Regions from separate parts of the Mus musculus genome. Here region 1 is linked to region 2. Evidence: chromatin loops called from intact Hi-C (ENCODE). Cell type or tissue: heart. All regions are shown on one strand. Region 1 overlaps Ghr (growth hormone receptor). Region 2 overlaps Ghr (growth hormone receptor).

Region 1 (5,000 bases), 57 kb after region 2:
ACAGCTACAGTGTAATTACATGTGATAAATAAATTAAAAAAAAAAAAAAGAACAAATCAAGCCCGTGGGGTTTTACTTCAGTGTTTCTTAAGAGCAGTTTAAAGTTCGAGCTCTTATGGGTGAGCATTTAATCCATCTTGAGTGGGGATTTTTGCACACATGACTTGAATTGGGAAACTACACTCTTCTTTTTTATGTGGGTATTTGATTTCCCCAGAATTACTTAAAATCTTTCAGAAAAATCACTTAACCATAAAGGGGAGGCTTTCATACAGTCAAAGTATCTATTGAATTTGGAAGAAATTGCCTATGGTGAAGCCCAGCACCATGTGCAGTGATTTACAACAATAACGAAATATCAGTTTAATAAACAACATATTTGCCTACAAATCAACAATATGAGTTATAAAATAAGCTACTTCAGGTCTTCTTTTTCCTTAGGTCAACATTTATTTAAACCAGAGGTTGCAAACTAACCCTCAGACCAGATGCATATGCTATAAATAAGTTTTGTTTATTTAACCCAACCATGACCATTTGTTTCAGCTTGTCTGTGACTGCTTCAGGGTAATTATGATATAGAGCATAAACCTAAGAATCTAAATTAGTCCTAGCTGGTCTCTTAAGAATTTGTACCAAATACTATTCTAATCATATCAATAACTCTTTTGTGGTATTTTATTTTATGAGATTAAGCCTTCATTTTATGCTGGTGGCCATCTTTTAGTTTCCTGTAAAAATTATCTTCAGTTTGGTAATGTGTTAATGAGAACAAAACATTCACTTTATTGGTCTATTTCATAGTCAACTCTTCTGAAATAAAGTATATAGTAAAGTAAGAATTAACTGTCTGGAAATCAATATGGACTTGTGCATTTGTTGTTATTAAAGATACTCCATCCAATGGAAGCTAAACACGTTTGAATATTTGTCAATAGATACCAGGGACAATTATTTACAACTGACTATCTGAGACATGGCATTACTATGCCAAATACTTGTACCTGAAAAGTCAGGAAAACAGACAGCTATAGTTTGACTTTGCACAGTTGTGCATCTTTTATAAACTGACTCCTGGATTGAATTCATGATCCAAAAATAAAAGCTAAAAAGCTTCCGTTAGGGGAGCGGGGGAAACCGGGAAGTGTGTAGAGAAGGGAAACCATAATCAGGATATATGACAAATAAAATGAAAAAGGAGGACTTAAGAAGATGTGCATCATTAAATATTACACAGTGGCAACATTACACTATTACGATAGACATATTTTCATAGTTCACTTTTAAGTCCTTGAGATATTCATAAGTGTCATTTGTACCTTTATTTTTTGGTAGGTTCTCTTGAGTTTTCATGTGTTGTTGAGAATTAGCGTATAACTTTTCTTTTTTCTCTCCTAAAAATATTTCAAACCCAAATTTCAATTATTGTGAAAGCAGATATTAATATAGAGCCAGTCTCTGCTGTGTTGTCAGTACATATTGCTTTCTATACTGGGCACCATGAAGTTGTGCCAGGAATACTGCACACAGATCATCAGGGTGGACAAAGAAAGTTTAATGCCATCCCTACTGCAATAGAAGCTCTCCTTCCTGTGAATTGAAATAACTTTCTAAAATTGTGCCCCTTTAGCATTGAACCACAAGTTGCAGAATTACAGTGACCTGGCTATGGAAAGTCCTACCTGTCCTTCCCTTTATTTACTACTTAGCTTTTTCTGTCATCTTGAGTTCTAGAAAAGACCCTGCCTCAAATGCAGTATATCTCACATTGAATAACATTTCTTCAGGAAATGAGTTTCACAGACTTTCAGACAATTTTGAGGAAAACAAATGCTTCTTTGTTTTTTTAAATACAACTTTAGTGTTACAGTTACTTTTTACATCCATAAAGAGTTGCAAAGGCTTAAGTAGCCCCAGTTCCCTGCTCCACCACTATGTCAGTCTGGGTGAGATATTAGTTTACCTATTTACAGGTAGAAAGGCAGAGAGACCAAAAGGGAAGGCCAGATGGACTCTCTAGTCACTACACAGCTGAGGGGCCTGATGGGAAAGACAGGGCTTAGAGGAAGTACAGAAAAGCAGTTGCAGCCTGGCTGACTTGCTTCGATGTCCCCACAGGGCTAATTCTGTAAAATGTTTAGCACAGTGCTTGGTTCCCTCCACCCCCTACTAGAAATTGTTTCTAGGAATGAAAGAGTTGAATTTTGTATTACAGCTAAATGTTCTGCCATTATAGCAACATTTTTTCTGTTTTCAAAATGGCAAGTCTTTCCCCAACTGGATAAACCTCAGTACAAAGCTTCCTCCTCAGAGCCTTTAAGAGGTTTATTGTGTAGACAAAGCATGTGCTCTTCGCTGAGGGACTATGGGTTGTTAATCAGTGTTGAGCAAGGACTGTCATTTTCTTCAGTGGTGTAACAACTGATAAATTGCTCAAACTCTAGTACACAATCCCACTCGTGTTCACTCAGGCAACCATAATTAAACTCAGTAGATAAAAAAATAAAACATCTCATCAACGTAGAAGGAAGCTTGTTAGAAAGGGGAGTTTCAATGGGAGAGCAAAGGGGATGAGAGAGGGTAACATGGAATGAAAATGACCCAAATTCAGTATGTATGTGTATGAAATTGTCAAGAATAAAAGAAGAAAAAGGAGTGGATGTGTAAGGAGGTTGAAAGGATCTGGCAGGAGTTGCAGGAAGGCAAAGAATATCATCAAAATATATAGGATGAAAATTTTAATTAAAAAAAGAAGGAAGAAAGGAGAAAGGAAATGATAGGTCTCAATCCAAAGCTGACTGAGTGAAGTGTTGATGTCCAAGACAGGACAGATGAGTCAACATCAGTCGTCACTCATGCATGACAAAGTTTTCTCGTAACTCTCCCAAGTTAATAAGCAAAGGGCCAGTCTAACATACATTAAGATTCAGTTCCACGAGAGCAGAAATTTCTATTTTCTTCTTGCAGTTTACTTAGAATTTTGAAGGATATCTGGCTCATAAGAGGGGACAAATAAAGTATGTCTTAGGGGAATGACTGGACATTCACTGTAACCGAGTGAGTGGCAGTCCTATATGCTCACATCCTAGGAGAAAATACTACCACCAATGAACCTTTACAAACAGACAAGAAGAGCTCAGCCATAGCCTGCACAACAAGGCAGATCAAGTGTGGGAACAGGGAACCCAGATGCACAGCCCCACCAGGATGCTAGCCTCCACAATCTTGCCCACCTTGGCCTTTCAAATCAAGAGTCATTGTGGTGACAGGCTGGCTGGTGCTCATGTATGTCCTTTCTCATTTGGGATTTGGGACTCTTGGGGTTTTATTTTCACTTTTAGCTTCTTGGTGTCTGAAGCTGTTCTTCAGAAAACTGTATTCAGACATGACTCTTTCATCCGTATGCATTTTAGTTACCAACAGAGGAGGCAAATGGGTCACTTAAAATGAAACAATTCCATCCCTTTTAGTACACTGTAAACATAGCCCTAGCTTTAACTGTAATTGTAGTGTATGGGTGATGCTGTAATTATAATATTATGGTTGAGAACCTTCTCAATAGAAAACACTGAAGTTCATTGTGCACAGCTTAAGGTGCCCCCATGGTCCTCTTCAGTATAAACGAGCCTGATTAACCCATTGCAACAAAAGCATTGTAGGATGTTAATAATACAAGATCAAGGGCCAGAGTAAAATTACAGGGAATGTGTTGGCTTTAACTTTCCTGTGCTCCTCAAACCTTGCATAAAGGTCAAGTACAGAGCAGGGGAGCTTTGCTGACTTGAACAAAATCACAGGGAGAAACAAACTTGAAAGACCAGCTCCCTTACTGTTTTGCCCCTGCTCCTGGCAAAAGAACCTTGCATAAGTTGATGACATTCTGGCTTAAAGTTTGCTTCTCTGAATACAGTTTTCTTTGCTCTTCAAGAGACAGGTCCAGTAGCTCTAGGTGCTATAGTAATGCTTTTTGTCTGGGGTGTTTCAAATACTGGGTGCATTTGTCAGGTCATTGAAACATAAGCTAAAATGTGTACTTTAGATGATCTGACTATTTAAATAAAAAACAAAAGATCAAACAAAACAAAACAAAAAACCTAAAGACTGGAGATTTCCAGCAGCAACAACAACAAATTGTTTTGAAGTCAAAAGAGCATAGTCAGAGATTCTGGCCTGGAGAACTTGAGCAAAGGCATGTGCTAGTGGATACCTGCTTATTGTCAACAGGGGAATATTTGTGTTTTCATTGCATGTCAGGTGTGACAAAGACATATGCATACCTAACAAAGGATGGAGCAATCTGTGGATGGACTACAGCAGTCTGGAGTTTATTGCTACAGAGTTTCCTCCATATTATGTGTGGCTCCAAATGGTGAATCAGGTTGGCAGGGAATTTGGAACATGAAAACAAGTGTTAATGTTATTTTTTGAAGTAAAGTTGGTTATGGTCAGCCATTCAAAGAGTATGAATGTGCATTTATGGTTGTGGTATTAGCCATTCTAAGAGTATGAATGTGTGTTTATGTGTATTTTGGAGTATAAAGGAGGAAATAATTTCTTTCCTTGGCTTTCTCTTTATTCCTAAATTTTACTAGAGCCCCGTTTATCTCCCCCACATAAAGCCCCAAAACAAATTCCTCACCGTCCCTGTTAATATAGAAACATGAGATTTCATTTTCCCTACTATTTTACTCCCTTGTTCTGCTCTAAATGTACAAGGAAGAGACAAGGGAGGGGGAAGAAAAATGAAATAGAAATAGAAGTAGAAATATTTCTTGTACCTCGCTGGCAGCTTACATGACAACCACCTGAAGTTCGGTGGTTTCTCACTTCGTTTGTGGCATCCTCAACAAGCCAATGATCTGCAAAGTCAGCAGCCCTGAAGCTCCTGTCTCTCAAATTAACCAGCACCTGAACAGTAGCCTTTCCTATCTGAAAATGTCATAAAGCACACTCAGATATGTGAAAGATGAAGTCCTCCCAGAAACCTGACTAAATATCTA
Region 2 (5,000 bases):
GTTTAGACTTGGGATTTCAGATTTTCTCAAAACTTAATGTTCATGGATCTGATAAAATAAACTGGAATTTCTGCACTTGTATCCTTCATGACATAATTAACATAGTATGTCCTTTTAAAAATTATTTCATACAAAAACTTTTACAAAAACAGTTTCAAAGAATTTTGCAACATACTCTGAAGGGCTATGACCAAGAGTCTCTTGGGTTCTGTAATTAATTTCTAGATTTTTCCTTTAACCATATTTAACTTCATGATTATTCAGGCCACAATAATGCATTTCATTCACGGCATATATTAAGATATGACATCAACTGCTTCACTGAAACTGAGGAACATTACAGGTCAGTGCTTCTCTAAACAAGCATTCAATAACCCATCCGTGAAAGGACAGGAAGGGCATTTCCTGTAAAATGTTGTTCTCAGTGGAGCTATGTGGTTCTCGTTGACCTATTGCTTCCTTTCCAGGCACACAGGAACAGTCTTAACAATTCATTGTAAAAAACGTTTCTCAGAGTTTAGGTTAAAGTCATAAGTTTAAGAACTGACCTTTTAAGTCAGTTTGAACAGTGATGTATGTCTCACCATTGGTCCTCTAACAGTGAGCAGAAACCATCAATTTATCAGTCTGTTGATATTGTCAGCATCTGGAATGAAATGCTTCAGGTCTTGAATAGTGGGACGTGCCATTAGCTCTGAAAATGTGCTCCACAAGAATTTTATCTTGGCTTATTATTCTGTCTTAGCCTCACGTGATTGCCTTCAGTAAGAAAAGGTTTCTGTAATAGTTTTTGTTTCCGGGGTTGGGAGATGACTCAGTAGTTAGAAGTATTTACTGTTCTAGAGGACCCAGGTTCAGTTCCCACAACCACATTGGGTGGCTCACAACTGCCTGTAACTCCAGTTCCAGGAGACCGTGGCTTTCAATGGCACCTGCACTCACATGGTACCCATAAACCTGTATAGGCACATACAGAAAAACAATAAAGTACATGATAAATCTATTTTAAAACAACATTTTCTTGTTAGCCTTTCCCCCCCTGTGTTGAATAGTTTTCTTTTCATATAATTTTAGAGTTTTTATGAGAAGAGATTACATTTATCTCAGCTGATAACTTAGGCCTTTTAAATAGAAAGTCTTTGAAAAATGGATTGAGCCAGATTTTATTTTAACAATAGCCTATAAAGCATGTGAATGGGGTGTGTGTGAGAGAGGGAGAGAGACATCAGTATTAACTTGGTCTTTGTCTATCCAGTGTACACTGAGTATCTAAAATGTCATTTGTATAATATGTAGACTGAGGTACCACCCATTTGTAAGACTGAAGGTAGAAAACAATCCTTGGGCTATATTTGGAATAAATAACAAGCCTTAAAACTTGCAATCTGGATCTAACTTAGATAAGCAAATTTTATTTCATTCGCTATCATTACTTGGCAAGATCCACCAAACGAAGTCCGTTGGGTTCAAGTGGAGAAGGGTGATAATGAGTGAGTCAGAGCCAGAGAAGGCCAGATGGAGGATGAGAAAACACTTGTGCATGGCTCTGGGACCAAGTCAAAAGGAGGTAATTGGGAAGTTAGGCATCACTAATGATGTGATTCTCCTGACCACAAATGTTACTTGGGAACATGCTGCCTTGCCTGCTGGCATCAGCCTAGCTTCACTAAAGTAAGGCTGGAGGTGGACACTGGAAAGGTGAGAAAAGAGGCAAAGCCCTCCTCACCCTTGCTTTCAGCTGAGCCAGTACTATGTGGATCCACTATTCTGCTCTGAACCCATGCCAAGCCCTTAGAGTAAAAGCTACAGGCCAGTTTTACTTGTAAGCATGAGGGTTTCAAATAATGAAAATCTATTCCAGAATAGTCTATCTGTAGACATTTAGAGACCTAAGATTAAAGTTAGAAACAAGGAGAGGAATTTCTGTGGAGAAGAGTGTTTAAAATTGGTATTTTCTAACCAGCTACAAGAGATAAATTCTAGATATTTTTTTTCCTCTCAGTGGGCTTTCTTGTGGCATGGGGAAGGCTACAATGTCAGCGGCATGATAGAGATACAAATTAAGATTCTGGAAATCATTTGCTATTCAAGAGCTATTGTCTTTCCAAAAATGAACATAGACCTTCTGGGCTTTTTTTTTTTTTAATCACATATCCAGACTGCAAATAAAGAATGATAAATAGAGTTCTATTATAATCGGTGATTCCATCAATTTTTTATTTGAATTCTGCTGAGACAAATGTAACCATAGACCAGCATAAAAAGAGTTAATTATGACACTAAGCAGTGTTACTTATACCGATACATAGACTCATACTTATTGGTGTTCTAGAGGGTGACTGCTAACAAAACTGCAGACACAGAACCATGGTATGTGTGACCAGATCTGCTGTGGCCATCCATAGCAAAAGGAAAATGAGCACTCCTCTTTCTTTCCTATTGGATTTCTTTATCCAGCTCTATGGGTTCCAGAGCTAAGGTTGCTTTTCCTGATGTGAGCCTAGCAACTTGCTTTTCAGTTCTGCCCAGGAAAATGCTAGCAGGCGAGAATGCTCTGTTGGCCGCCCACCTCAGAGTCCCTCAAAGAGGGCACCGTGAGAAAGCATTCCACATTAAGCAAATGTACATTTCTGCAATCGTGACGAAAAGCACTTGAATCCAACCATCTACCCTCTGCTCCAGCTGATAGAAAAGAATGCAGGGAACTCTGGGAGTTTAAGTGGCTTTGGCAGGAGAGGAAACAGCTGTGATGTTGTCAAGGGTTGTCTGTGGGAGCCGTACCAGCTGCTGACAGTATCAAGAGTGCCCAGAAATAGGGAAGGCGCCTCTGGTTAAAGCAGCTAGGTCCAGGAAGTGAACTCTTGACCCCATGTGAGGCATCCAGCTTTCATGGACTCCGTCCTGTCATTCTTCAGAATGGATATCTCCTTTAGAACCAGAGAATGGGATGTTTAAATTTTGAACTGTTTGACTTCTAAAACAGAAATGTGTTTACATAGATGCAACCAGAAAGAGTGGGAGGTAAAAAAAGGAGCTTCGAAATCATGACAAGGAATGTTCCAGTATATCTTAGATATGCTCCAGAGTTAGCCATGAGAAGGTTGTTTTTCTGTACCAAAGGCTTTCAGAGCTCTTTGAAGCTCCTTATCCCATTACTATGCCCTGTGCTCATCCATCCAATTCAGCACCCTCCCACTATCTCTTGTCTGGCCTCTCCTCTGCAGCTTCTTCACCAGGCCTGCCCTTGCCAAAATAACTCTGCACCTTGACCTATGCCATCTACTTCAAGACCTTTTCAATCTTAGCTGCTGGCTGAGCAGAATCAAGTGACCTCATTTATTTTGAGGTATGATGACCTGGGAATTCTGAATATGATAGTTCTCTCAAGGGTGAGCACATTTTAATAGAAGATCATTCTTCATCCAAATGAACGCATCTCTAATAGTAAAATTTATTTTCTCTATGAACTAGAGCCTCTTCCCTAGCACACCTCATGTCATTTGCCATTTGCTTCTCCTGTCATTCTCTATCTCTATCTCTATCTCTATCTCTATCTCTATCTCTATCTCTATCTCTATCTCTGTCTCTCTGTCTGTCTGTCTGTGTGTCTGCCTGCCTGCCTGCCTGTCTGTCTGTCTCCTCCCACACATGCACACAGGAAAACCTAGTGACATGGTTAAAAAGGAACTAATTAATCTAATTAGAAAAGGATGATAGCTGTCCCTTAAGAGCCACAGTAAGAAAGAAACCATTTCCATGAGTCTCTATAGAAGATTAACCCATTGCCCAATGGAAATCCTGGCTTCTATCATCCAGGTTTTATCATAAATTTGTGGTTTAGAAGCAATCCATGATAAGGATTTAAAATGCTCATTAATTATGCAAGCATTATGGATACCAAATAATAGATATTCTGAAAATTATGTATTGTGATAATCAGCATTGACCTTCAGTTTTCAGCTATGAGATCCTTGTGGTCTCATCTCCTGGCTGTAAATATTTCATGCATATATAGCATCTAATAAATGATTTTGTTTAGAGTAGGCAATTAACAAACATTTTATGTAAACAATGGATATAATTTCAGGATTCATTTTATTTTAATTTCTTTGTTTCTCTTTAGAATACAAAGTATGAAACCAAGGGAAGCTGTCTTTTAAGTGCTTGTGTAAAAAGACTAATGCCCTAATTTTTCATAAGCAAGTATAGTCAGCTGATGTAGAAAGTGTTTACGGTGACCACTGTAAAGAAGTTTTGTGTTGAGTACTGGGCAGCATAAGAAGAATGAAGTATTTGTATAGCTATTTTGCTTCTTAACTGGATCAGAAAGCTCAAGGTCACAGAGCTATCTTCCTGTAGAGGCCAAGCTGTGTTAAAGGACCACAAAACAAGTGGCTGATGGTAGATATTTCTGAAGGCAATGCCCTGGAATGCAGATCCCCGGCTAGGAATATGCCGTAAGGCCAAAGGCACTGCATACACTTCTCGATGATTGTAAGGGAGTTCCCTCGGCTGGAAATCGATGGAGGCTTTAGATACTTGGTCTAATGGCTGCTTCCTTTTGAGTTGAATAGGCCATTAGCTACTCTCAAAGATCTGAAATGGTGAGGGAGCTTACCAATTGAGTGCTCTGCTGCCAGGTTCAAGTTGAAAGATGAAAAGGAAACAGGCCCATAGGCTGAGCATGGAATGGGGGGGGTGTAATATAGAAAAGTCTACCCACTCACACAGCCACCACCCAACATTGTATCTGATTCTTCATAAGAATATGAGAAGAATCTCTCCAGTCGCCAATCTATTTGATTTGAAAACTCTTAGTACTGGAATTTTCCTGTACTCTCTCTCTCTCTCTCTCTCTCTCTCTCTCTCTCTCTCTCTCTCTCTGTGTGTGTGTGTGTGTGTGTGTATGTGTGTGTAGACTTGCCCGGGCTTATGCATACACGTACATGCCAGAGGCTGACTTTGGAACTGGTCTTTTTCTATCGTTCTTCACACTGTTT

Evidence for each region. A loop is a pair of places that touch in the nucleus more often than their neighbours do. Peaks named below come from ENCODE experiments on the same cell type or tissue, not always from the same donor. Only the 100,000 strongest peaks of a DNase experiment are listed, where the experiment ranks them.
Region 1: it touches region 2 in a loop (2.0-fold over the local background); 2 of 42 quality-filtered maps call a loop at or near these places.

The regions. Positions count from the first base shown.
Region 1 is chr15:3,374,626-3,379,625 of GRCm38, reverse strand. All of the region lies in intron 3 of Ghr (growth hormone receptor), which reads left to right. The region is part of intron 4 of Gm41254 (a long non-coding RNA gene); the gene reads right to left. Among named protein-coding and RNA genes, the nearest start is that of Ccdc152, 74 kb to the right of the region's middle. In heart, no CTCF peak of the experiment used is centred here; no DNase peak of the experiment used is centred here.
Region 2 is chr15:3,431,229-3,436,228 of GRCm38, reverse strand. All of the region lies in intron 2 of Ghr (growth hormone receptor), which reads left to right. Among named protein-coding and RNA genes, the nearest start is that of Ccdc152, 130 kb to the right of the region's middle. In heart, no CTCF peak of the experiment used is centred here; a DNase peak (open chromatin) is centred at 2,788; H3K4me3 peaks cover 304 bases; H3K27ac peaks cover 1,848 bases.